Linked DNA regions of Homo sapiens: region 1 is linked to region 2. The links are chromatin contacts, found by Hi-C or POLR2A ChIA-PET in ENCODE. All regions are on one chromosome and are shown on one strand. Each heading gives the region's core, a stretch centred on a gene start or an enhancer-like site at or near the end of the contact. The rest is flanking DNA. Distances are from core to core; before and after follow the strand shown.

The links. Hi-C counts contacts between places; a loop is a spot of excess contacts on that map. ChIA-PET counts read pairs that join two places held with the same protein, here RNA polymerase II (POLR2A). Pooled maps may share reads with other maps.
Region 1: a loop to region 2 is called in a map of ascending aorta, with 5 times the contacts of the local background. The contact joins the enhancer-like site here to the promoter of SYPL2 in region 2. A Hi-C loop is called at or near these places in 1 of 168 maps with a recorded cell type or tissue (ascending aorta) and 11 of 50 pooled maps. POLR2A ChIA-PET finds 5 or more read pairs at or near these places in 8 of 52 experiments (GM10248, HEK293, T-cell and 4 more).

Annotation. Positions count from the first base shown.
Region 1 is chr1:109,530,041-109,536,127 of GRCh38, reverse strand. No RefSeq gene overlaps it. Among named protein-coding and RNA genes, the nearest start is that of GPR61, 6.8 kb to the left of the region's middle. RefSeq lists a silencer at 5,293-5,461. Within about 2 kb of position 3,132, at least 16 of the 41 ENCODE cell types and tissues checked have a DNase peak (open chromatin) inside an H3K27ac peak, as active enhancers do; they include ascending aorta, where a contact is called at or near this core.
Region 2 is chr1:109,463,020-109,468,976 of GRCh38, reverse strand. SYPL2 (synaptophysin like 2) reads right to left here and starts at 2,431. Exons shown (of 6, transcript NM_001040709.2): 1 at 2,080-2,431; 2 at 1,844-1,918. The coding sequence starts at 2,133. RefSeq lists enhancers at 1,999-2,498, 2,499-3,000.

The DNA of each region.
Region 1 (6,087 bases), core at 1,883-4,382, 66 kb before region 2:
GGAGCTGAGATCCAATGGTATATTCAGCCTGCAGCTGCCACTGGTCATGTGAGCCCATTGCTAGGTTACAGGGACCCAAAAATAAATCCTTCCCAACCAGATTAGAAACTGGGGGCCTCGGATGAACCAGGCTCAAAAGAGTGGCAGGAACACCCACAGTGCATGTTTAGGCCAGGCCTGCTATGGACCAGGGCCCTTCCCATGCTGCCCACCTCCTGTCCATCAGCAGGGGCTCAATGCTGGAACCCCACAGAAAAGTCCCAGAGAGCTCCTGGGTCTCCTATTTATTAATAACACAATAAATAGGTCTACAGGTTGAGTGGCCCTTCCTCACTAGCAATCAGGGTAATATCCTCTGCATGTTCTTCCCATCCAACCTTCCCATCATCAGCCTGTCCCTCCACAGGCCCTGCCCTACACCCAGTGCATGGGCAAAGCGAATTAGTCATTTGCCCTGTGGCCTGGGGGCCATCTGCCCTAACAGTCCTTTTCCAGACTCGGGAAGGGAGCTCTGGCAGTAGGCACAGCACTAGGCGTATTCGTGTGAGTAGTCTTACACAATCTTCTCTGTTAGTCTCAATGATTCCATTTACAGATATGGACACTGGGGCTTAGAGAGGTTAAGTGACTTTTGCAGAGCCACACAGTTGAGCAACTGGGGTTCAAACCCCAGATCTATACTATGGGGATGAGGCAAGGAAGAAGACAGGGAAGCACAGTTATGGAAAGGGGAGTTCCCCAAAACCCTTCCCTGGGGCCTGAAAACTTGGCACTTTAATTGCTCTGAATTGGAGGGGAGTTATCTCCCCCTGGAACTTCTTTCACATCCTCCAAGCCAGGACGCAGCTTACCCAGGCCACGTACCTCCTTCCCCATGGCTTTGGGCTCTGTCCCCTTCTCTGGGAAATACTGTCCAGGACCTGGGTGGGGTCATCCCCGGTGCTGAAGCCTGGGGAGGCAGACACAAATCCCCACTGCTCAGCACAACCCTGCTTCAGAAGCTTGACATAGGGCCAGAGTAGCAAAGCTGAAAGGATCACAGGAGGTCAGGTGTCTAACTCCTGATTTTACAGATGAACAGGCCTAGAGTGGAAAGGGAACTTGCCCAGGGCTAGGCTACACAGCTAGAGGGTAAAGGAGGTGCAACCAGAACCCAAGCCTCCGGAGTCCTGCTCCTTTTTTCAGCTTGTCATTAATGGCGCACATTTGGGTTCCTGGGGCCCTTCCTCAACCCACCATATCCCTAGGACCTCCCAGCTGTCTGTTTTCTTCAGCTCCTCCTCCCCAGCAAGGTTCTGAGAAGGCCCAGACACCCCACTTACCTCTGTACTGTCCTTGTCTCCCCATTTTGAGTACATTCCTATGGTCTCCTGAAGCCTGGGAGCACCCTATTCCCACCTCCTTCAGCTCCTAGCAGCCCAAACTGCAGGCTCTATGTCACTCCATTCAAGACATGTTTATTGAGCAACTACTATATGCAAAGCTCTGTATAGGAAGTGAGGAAGAGGGTTACAAAGATTAAACAAATACAGACTTGCCTTCTTGGTGCTTATGTCTAGGATGGGGACAATGCAGGCTGTAAGTGTCAAGGGATGGTGAAATTGCTGGGGAGATTCAAAGGAAAAAGTGAACTTACTTCCTCATGAAATCTAGGAAGACTTCATGAAGGAAGTGGCACGGGTCTTAAAGGAGGAGTAGGATTTTAACTGTGAGTAACTGAAAGAGGCTGAGGACAGTAGTCTAGATGGAAAAAGAAGGCCTACCAAAAATATGGAAATAGCAAGTTTAGGAAATATTAGGGCACTGTGAGTTCTCCAATTTGACTGAAAAATAATCTGGCTGTAGGGAAGAAGTGAGAATAGAAAGGTAGATTTATGGTAGATTTATGGGACTGCGCCCCCTGCAAGCCAGGCTGAGAAGCCAGACTGAGAAGTCAACATAGCAAAATGTCTTGAGCAGGGAAACATAAGGCCACAGATGTGCCCATCTCCTATCTTTTTTTTTTTTTTTTAAGATAGAGTCTCTTTCTGAAACCCAGGCTGGAGTGTGCAGTGGCGCAGACATGGCTCACTGCAGTCTCGACCTCCCAGGCTCAAGTGATCCTCCTGCTTCGGCCTCCCGAGTAGCTGGGACCACAGGTGTGCCACCACACCCAGCTAATTTTTTATTTTTATTTTATTTTATTTTATCTTATTATTTTATTTTTGAGACGGAGTCTCGCTTTATCGCCCAGGCTGGAGTGCACTGGCACGATCTTGGCTCACTGCAAGCCCCACCTCCTGGGTTCACGCCATTCCCCGGCCTCAGCCTCCCGAGTAGCTGGGACTACAGGCGCCCACCACCACACGCGGCTAATTTTTTTTTTTTTTTTTTTTTAGTAGAGACGGGGTTTCGCCATGTTAGCCAGGACAGTCTCAATCTCCTGACCTCATGATCTGCCCGCCTATAGTGATGGGAGTCTCGCCATGTTGCCCAGGCTGGTCTCAAACTCCTGGGCTCAAGCAATCCTCCCACCTTGGCCTCCCAAAATGCTGGGATTCCAGGCCCAGCCTCCTGTCTTTTGGTGGGTCCTTTGATAAGTATTTACTGAACCCACAAGTTCCAGAGCAAGGGGTTGAATCAGAGACGAGGGATTTTCCTTGTCATTCAGGCCCAGAGGGAGAAATAAAAATCCATATAGGTCATCAAGGAGATAGTGCATGTGAATGTGTGACAGAGTGCACTCAGGAGAAAGGGGAGGTCACAGATGAAGTGATACAGCATCAAATGACTCTCATGTTTCTTAGGTGGGGCTCTGAGGATCTTTGGCCCAGGTACTCATGACTGACCATGTCCATTCTTCGGAGAGGAGGGGAAAAGGTGGAGTGGTAATTTGAGTGCCAGGAAATTCTCCCTATAGAGTAATGATATCATAAGAAGCTGTCCAGCCTGTCCTGAGAGGACATGGCATCTGGACTATCGGCTGGTCCTTCCACCCTGGAACGCCCAGTTCAAGGCCTACTTCTTTGGCCCTGGCCTGAAAACAAAAAGAACTGGGCTGGGTTTCCCAACTGAGAGCTCCACAGAGCACTCCCAGCAGTGCCTGGTGTCTGACTCTGGGGGGCACCCCTGCTCTATGTCTCTGGGTCAGTCGCCCCTAACCATCTCATCCTCAGCCAAGCCAACCCCTGCTGAGCCCAAGGGAACCTGACTCTTCCCTGTCCAGGCTGGACACCACTGAGCACAATGATACTGGTCCTGTGACCTCTTTCCCAGACATCTCCTTCCCTCCAAAGTCCTCTCCCTGCGTTCCTGCCCCACCTAAAAATAGCACCCCCCGACTCTTATGCCCATTGGTTGAAGGGAGGGACAGACTTCCAGACCTAGAACTCTGGGGGACTCCTTGGGGATCCAGAGATAGCTTGTGAGTGGCCCCTGGGGTTTCTGGGCGCCCGGGAGGTGGTCAGCCCTCACCCACATGCCTGGGGACCCTACTGCAGAATGGCAAGTGGAAGCTCAGTCTCCTGGATGGCCTCCCCTGGAGGGGTATCCCTGGAGGATGTAAATCAGCATCGCACGAGGCAGGGGTTCCTAGAGGGTGAGGTCCTGGGTGGGAAAGAGGACCCAAGCCTCTCCATTTCCGGCCCCCAGACTGCCTTGACAGCCAGCAACCACAAGGGGGCAGTGTTGGCCACAGAGCTGCAAAGAGTTGACTGCAGTCCCCGGTGACAGGCTTCTCCCCGCCCAACCGCCACCTGCCTTCTCCCTCCTGGAGACCGTGGTCCTATGGTGGTCCTGTGGACTCTGACCTTTTTACACCATCACAGTCGGCTGGGAGGACCAGGCGAGAGGGCCCTGGCTCGTTAAATAAAATCCCTCCTACTCCTAAGAGCTTATGAGGAAGAGATGGGCCGACTGGTGTCCCAGAAGGAGGCCTGAACCGGCGGTCCAGCGTGCATCCACATTTAGTGGGCAGTACGCTTTGGGCTGCTCTCCCAGCTTTTCGGAGCCCCGGCTTTTCGGAGCCCCAGCTTCCAATGAGGGATTGGGCCACGATTTTAGGCATTCTCTAAGGTCCTTTTCCGCCCGAGAATTTGAGCGTCTGAGTCAGCAGCTGCTGTCCTTGAGTGGCTTCTCTCTCCAGGCCCCGGACAGCTTCAGAGGCTCAGTCTGGGTGGGTGGAGGGATACAGGAAACAGCAGTGGGCATTTCTGATCTCTACAAACCAGGCCATTATTCTGGAAACCACAGTCATGAAGAGGTGCAGTCCTAGGACTGGGAAAAGACTGAGAAAGGAATGACCAGGGTCAGCTGGATCTCAGGAAGACCCCTCTCAGGGGCTCCATCTGACTGATTTGTGTGATTGTGTGAATGGCAGGATGGCTGGAAGCTGGCTGAAGAATGCCCTGTCCCAGGCCGTGGAGCTATGTTGAGCTTCCTTGAAGTAGAGGCTGCAGGAAGCCTAGACGTCCCTCCCTTCCGGCCCTCCTTACTCCCAAATCCCCACAACAGTCCCCTTCTCTCCTCCCCGCATTGCTGACACCTGCTTCTAGCTCCCTGCCTGAACCTGAACCTCCACCCACAGAGAGTGGAACCCACAGCCACAGTTCTAGGAGGGGATCCCTGCCTGGCCTTCCTATCCCTAGCCTGTCCTGCCCAGCCCTGTCCCTCCAGACCAGCCTCTGCTCACACCCACATAGCCCTGCTCCTGTGCCTCTGAGGCACTCTCTCCCAACTCCTGTAATTTCACACCAGGCCCCTGGACAGTGTGTGTCCAGCACCTCCGCTTCCCTGATCAGACATCTGATCCAGCACCTGGGGCCTGACCCCCACAAGCACAGGGTGTGTCCTGGTTCTTCTATCTCATCTCCTTTCTTCCTTGATGGCCCCATTTTCTCACTTTTCCTGTCTCCCTTATTTGGTTTCTCTTCTTTGATCTGTCGTCTGCTCTCTGCATCCTGTTCTCAGAACTCTCTGAGTCCTGGAGCCTCTTGGCCGTGGGCCTCTGCTCCTTGACCTCTCTGTTTCTTTGCCTCAGTGTACACCTTTCCCCCTTCGCTTTCCATCTCTCTCTCCATCTTCACTTCCTCCTCTGCAGTGCATACACTGAGTATCGGATCCATCTCTCCCTGGACTGAGGGTATAAATAGCAGAGGGAGGCTGGGCTAGAAGCCAATTGTGCTACCAGCCTCTTCCTTGCAGTCCTGGGCTTAGCATTCAGGACCAGTAGTGGGAAGGGTCCTGGGCAGGGCTTCAGGGGTAGGGAGTTGGAGGGTTGCAGTTGAAGGCCACTGGATGAGTGACAGACCCAGGCAGAGAGAGGGGTGCTACCGCAGCTGGAGGGAGTCCTGAGCTTCACGTGCAGGCCAGGCTCCCCACCTAATGTGCGTATGAAGTCGCTACTTCTGCTGCTGGAAAAGGAGCTCTGGGTCAAATGACCCTCCCAAGGGCCGCTGGAGGGCCCTGTCTGCTCCTCTGGTACGTAGATGCATGGGCCCAGGTGGCTGCCAACAGACAGCAGCTGGGGACTGGAGTAGAAGTGGTGCCCTCAAGAAACAGGCCGCACTCTCGCTGCAGCCAGCTCCCTGGCCTAATTAGAGACCGGAACGGCATTGATCGTCCCTGAGCTCATTATGTCACAGCTGGGGAACAGCTGGCCAGTTTTTTCCAGGCCATTAGCTGCGCCATGAAGTGGAGAGTGTTGGGGAGAGGGGGGTGGCGTGCAAGCAGGATCAATACCCCGTCTGTCTAGGGGAAAGCAGCCTAGTGGCTGCCTTCTCTGGCACTCTGGCTGTGCTTCTCTCCAGCGCTGCTACGCTAGCTGAGCTCCTTGGAGTTCACACACAAAAGCTCTACTCCTTCAATCCTGGAGCCCAGAGAGATGGACTCATGGCTTCTGGGCTGGCCCTGACCTGGCTGGAAGGGACCCTCGGAGCCTTCTCTCAGAGAATTAAGAAGGGCAAGAAAGAGGCTCAAATTACCTAGCTGGTCTCAGAGGGGACCTCAAAAGTGCAGCTCCTCTCCACCCCCATGGCAAGATGACACCTTAAGGCAGCTGTTTCTGTTGGCCCTGGGCCCACCTCTCTGTGCCCCTGGGCTCTGCCGGGT
Region 2 (5,957 bases), core at 1,182-3,681:
CAGGTTTTAGCATTCTGAGAGAAAAGGGTCTCTGTTTTGCACAACCCCCTTTCTAAGTACTTGAAGATCATAAAAGTCTATCAGATCTTAATTCCTAGGTCATTAGTGCTGACCCCAAGACTGCATCATTTCCCTGGGCATTGCTTTGTACAGCCTTTACAGAAATGTTGTGGGTATTTGGAGTGCTGCGTGGAGGGAAGGATGGCAGGATTGAAGAAGGAAGCTTTTCAGAATCCCTCCAAGGGAGAGGAGTCCATGGTCTAATAACCTCATTGTTTCCCTTATCCTTTGACAGTCTGTCTCAAATTCTGTTGGATCCATTTGTCTAATTTAATGGTAAAATTGCTTATAATGGCTCTTCCAGTTCTGGATGCCAGTCACTCAGAGCCTTAATATCATTTTTATATGGCTCCCTCTGGCACTTGAGTGGTGGATCAGAACAGGGAAGGGGCCAAAGGCAAAAGAGCTCAATCAGCAATTGGTCTAACCACTCTTGAGGCAGTAAGAAAGGTGGAGAGTCCCCACCAGGTCCCAGAGTTTGCACTTGGGAGCTCCCAGGCTGGCCCGATAATCCCAAATGCACTTTTGCCCCTGGGTTCCAGATTTGATTATTCTCATCCAAACCATGATTTAAGAACTGGTGTCACAGTGCTAATTCTTGTCTCCAAAGCCCTGTAGAACTCAATCCTCCTCAGTATTAATGGTAACTTATTCCCTAGCTGAATTCTGTACTGAGAGCACATTAATTAAGTTATTCACACACCATTTGGTATGTGGATTGTCTAATTTAAAATCTCTTCTGCAATAGTGCACTAAATGCCCCCTACAAGTCTTTATGATTTGAGAAATTGACTGCACCTGTCCACATTCCTAATTTATACCCAGGAGGCCTTAGGCACTGGCCTAGTGAAGCAAGATAGTATTTCCACTAGACTGTAACAGGGGAAACTGAGGACCTGAGCAAGTGACTTTTTCAAGGTCACAAAGTAAGTCTAACCTAGGGCCATATTCTGGCACACCAAACTATTTAGAGCATAAGGAGACCCTAGGAAGGTTCTGATCAACATCTAACTAGTGTTGGAAATTGAAGTCCAGAGAAATGAATTGCCCAAGGTGACATAGCTGGAAAAGGCCAGTCTAGGTCTGGATCCCAGGGCCCCAGCTTCTCAGATCAGTGTTCCATTTTATTCTACATGCCACATTTTAGCCATGCCGTGATTTTTATTCTTATTTTTTTCTTTTATTTAATCATAGAACCACAAGCTCCGTTCATTCATTCATCCACTCCCTCACTCATTTACAGGAACTCGGATTACTCCAGTGACCTCAAAAGGGAACGGCGAGCCGAGAGCCTGTCCCCTGAGCCCAGTACTTGCAGGATCATCCAGGCCCTGGTGGGTTTGGGGGCAGGACGGTTTCCATCGCCTGCTTCCTTCCCTCCTTTGCCCTCTGCGGCTTCCCTCTTGGTGAAGAGCGGACCTCGTCCCCGTCGTCCTTCTCCCCCCTCCCGTCACCAAGGAGTGGTATGTGCAGGATCAGAGTTCTGGAAAGGTTACACCCGGGTCCTCTCGCCCGGGTGAAATGTGAGCGCCCTGGGCAAAGGCTCCTTGCACATAGAAGGACCGAATCCGGGACTCCGCATGCCTCGCTCTTCACCCTCCTGCCACTAAGTCCGGAGAAGCAGCCCCAGCCCGCCCCTCCCCCGCCCACCTGTCGCCGCCCCCCACCCTTCCGCCGTGGCCCGGCCGCAGCACCTCCCCAGCCCCCACCCTGGCTCCATTGCTTCAGGTCAGCGTCACAGCCCAGGCTCCCGAAATAGCCCGGGGCCGGGGCAGCGACTCACCCACTGGAGAACTTTGATGAAGCCCAGCGGCTCCTCCAGCCGCCGCCAGCGCAGCCCCACGAGTAGGCGGTCCACCTGCGGAGACACAGCCGGCCGGGGGGTCAGGGCGGTGGGGAACCCTGGGAAGGCGCTGGTCCCCTTGCCCCACTCACACGCGGTCCAGGGGTGGGATAAGTGTGCAGCCCGACATCTAGGTGGAGAGGGGCGGGTGAGAGTCCTGGGCGCGCAGGGACTACCTGCTGGCGCGGCGACTTGTCCGCCGTGCGGCCGGCGCTCTCGGTCGAGGACATGCTGGCGCGGCGAGCGCTGGGCGCGGCGTGGTGGCTTGGCTCTCTGGCCGGGAGGCGGCGGACACGGCGGGGGAGCGGGGAGCTGCAGGTCCGGGGCAGAGCAGGCGAGCGGGGCCGGAGCGCGAGCGGCCGTCGGTGGGCCGGAGTCCAGTCTGGCTGGCTGGCTGGCTGGGACGCGGGGGCGCTGCTGTTCGTGCTCTCAGAGGCTGCGGCCGCCGCGGTGCCCCGCCGGCAGCAGAAAGCCCCCGACTCGGATTCAAACTTCTGTCAAACTCGCAGCGAACTTGGCCGCCGGGTCACGTGGCGTGCGCTCCCGAACCCTCCTCCCGCCCCCTCTGCTCCCTTTCTCCGCTCGCCGGGCACCTTAAAGGGACCAGAGGCCTCCGTGGTTAGTTCCGCCGCGGGGCGGGGGGGACTCCGGGTCCTCCTCGCCGAAGCCTCCGGGACCGGTCCCCACCGAGACACCGCGGCCGTCGGAAACCCTAGCCAGGCGCACCTGGACGCACAGGCTTCAGGTTTATCCTTCCCTATTTTCCTGGATTGCAAACTGCCCAGCGCCGGTTTTTCTCCTCTTCCATACCAGAATATCCAGAACGTAAAAGATTCTCAAAAGGCACGATCAGGGCTGTGAAACAAGGTTCTAAGCCTCACGATTAACATACCGCCAGTACCGACAAAAGGGCGATAGAATATAAGCTGCTGATTTTTTATCCTGTCTAGCTAGGTATTGTTTTGATTTTTTTTTAAAACAACAAAAGACATTTGTATGTTAGTGATTTAAAAGTTATTGGCCAGGCTTGGTGGCTCACGCCTGCAATCCCAGCACTTTGGGAGGCCGAGGCCAGAAGATCACGAGGTCAGGAGTTCGAGACCAGTCTGGCCAACATAGTGAAACCCCGTCTCTACTAAAAATACAAAAAATTAGCCGGGTGTGGTGATGTGCGCCTGTAATCCCAGCTACTCAGGAGGCTGAGGCAGGAGAATTGCTTGAACCCGGGAGGTGGAAGTTGCAGTGAGCCGAGATCGCGCCATTGCACTCCAGCCCTGGCGACAGTCCAAGACTCTGTCTCCAAAAAAAAAGTTATTAATCTTTAACAAGTAGAAACTTAATCTCCTTTAAAATGGTCATTACCATTTAAATGAGAGTGAAAAAAGGTCTTTGAGGAATGAGGCGCAAAGAATATATTGAAACGTACTGAAAAGTTGACGTCTGGCTAGGCGCGGTGGCTCAAGCCTGTAATCCCAGCACTTTGGGAGGCGGAGGCGGGTGTATCACTTGAAGCCAGGAGTTCGAGACCAGCCTGGCCAACATGGTGAAACCCTGTCTCTATTAAAAATACAAAAATTAGCAGGGCGTGGTGGCACGTGCCTGTACTCCTAGCTACTCCGAAGGGTAAGGCACGAGAATTACTTGAACCCGGGAGGCGGAGGTTGCAGTGAGCCGAGATTGCACCACTGCACTCCAGCCTGGACAACAGAGCAAGACTGTGTCAAAAAAAAGAAAAAAAGAAAAAGAAAAAAGGCAGACAGAAGTGGGGAGAGAGAGAGAGGAAAAAAAAAGAAAGAAAAAGAACGGGAAGGGAAGGGAAGAAGGGAAGGGAAGGGACTGGTTGGGTTGAAGTCGTTGCATTTTTTTAACTGTAACTTGGTCTCTAACTTTTGAAAAGCATTTGGCAGGGGTGAGCAGTTGAGAATATTCCACACTTGGTTTACGAGAGCATAAATATAAGTAGTAAAAGGTTAAGTGATTTGTCCAAGGACAAATTCCTGTGCACTGGCTTGTAAATATGTATCCGTCTCATCCAAGTCATTCCTGCAGGTCCGCCCCCCCAACCGCTCCCCCCAGCACATCAGAATGAATGCCTTTTGAACAAACATTTGGCTATTATCTATACAAGTCGCTTCCCTATTGAGTAAGTGCCTTCCCAGAGCCTTGGGATTTAGAGAGAGACGTGAGGAAGGCAGCTCGGGCTGGATCAGGCCACATGGACTTGAAGGAAACTTCTCCAGTGGATTTCCATGCAAATCTAGACTAAGCAAGGAACAGCTTAGCCCAGTCCCCAGTCCACAGTTTAAAAATTGTTCTGCCGTCTTAGGTTCCTGTTCTATGGAATAGGGATAATAATTTATGTTCCACTCACTTCACGAAGCTGTCATAAAAATTAAATAGTGTGATATATGTGAATGCCACACTACACAAACACAAAAACATACACATTACCAATGTCTTCAACAATATACATACAGAATACAACACAATCAAAAAAGAATCAGAATAACACAACAAAAATCCACTTACACACCAACCAGCCTTGTTAATCTTTAACTCTTTTTTGTCTCAAATCCATTATTTTCTTTAAATCCATTCTTTAAAAAAGAAAAAAATGCATAAAATTGAAAACCTGTATATCACCTCATGTCACTCCCTCCCTCCTTCCTCCCCAGAAATATCCATTATCCAATTCTGAATTTGTTTTTTTATCAGTCTCATGCATGGTTTACTACTTTTTCTATGTATATAACTATAGGAGCAATACCTAGAAACCCATCAGATGTAGTATTGTTTTTCAAATTGCTTTAAACTTTATCTAAATGGTATCATGCTTTAGGTAACCTTCTTCAACTCACTTTTTTACTTAATGTTGTGTTTGTGAGAGTCATCTAGCCTGATGCCTGTAGCTTTAGTTCATTCCTTTTAGCTATATAGAATTCTATTACATACATACGCATACTGCAGTCTATTTATTCTCATATTGATGGGCATTTAGGTTGTTTCCAAAGATTCTCTCTTACAAACAGCGCTGCACTAAATTTGTACAGACCTCCTTGTGCACATGTACATAGATTTCTACACAGCACTGAATTTCCAACTTTGTGTGTGTGTTTGTGTGTGCACACATGTGCGCTAAACCACAAACCCTGGTAAGAAATAAAATTTTACAACCTGACCCACTATATAAACTGGAACAAAAGTTTTGCAAAACACCCTCATATTTTCTATTCCATTTCATTAAAAAAAAATTCTGGTCACCTGGAGGCAGATCCAGGTTTTGTGGAGCCTAAAGTTAATACAATTTGAGGGCCCCCTTTAAAAAGAGTACAAAATTTTGCCCAGGCGCAGTGTCTCACGCCTGTAATCCCAGCATTTTGGGAGGCCGAGGCAGGTGGATTGCTTGAGGCCAGGAGTTCAAGACCAGGCTGGCCAATGTGGTGCAACCCTGTCTAAAAAATCAGTCGGGTATGGTGGTGAGCACCTGTAATCCCAGCTACTCTGAAGGCAGGAGAATTGCTTGTACCCAGGAGGCAGAGGTTGCAGTGAGCTGAGACCGTGCACTGCACTCCAGCCTGTGAGTCAGAGGGAGACTCTGTCTAAAAAAAAAAAAAAAAGAAAAAGAAAAAAGAAAACGTACACAATTTTGAATACAAAATTAGTAACCAGGACTTGGAAGATGTTTTGTAAGGGTGGGAGGCTGAAGCTTCAGCTTCATTAGTTCCAGGATAAATACCTCTCTAGGTAGACACACTGGAATTAATTTGATGATTCACTAATAGCAGGACTCTACCAGCAGCTTGATAAACATTGCTCTATACCTAAAAGTGAGCCACCTCAGTCATAAGATGTATACATTTTCAACTTTGAGCTTTGACAAATGTATACACCCATATAATCACCACCACGACCAAGATACAGAACATATCAAGCATTCGCAAGAGCCCCTTCCTGCCCTTTTGCAATCAATCTGTAGGCAACCACTTGATCTGCTTTCAGTCATTATAAATCAGTTGTTTTTTCTAGAATTTCAGATAAATGGAATTTACAGTAT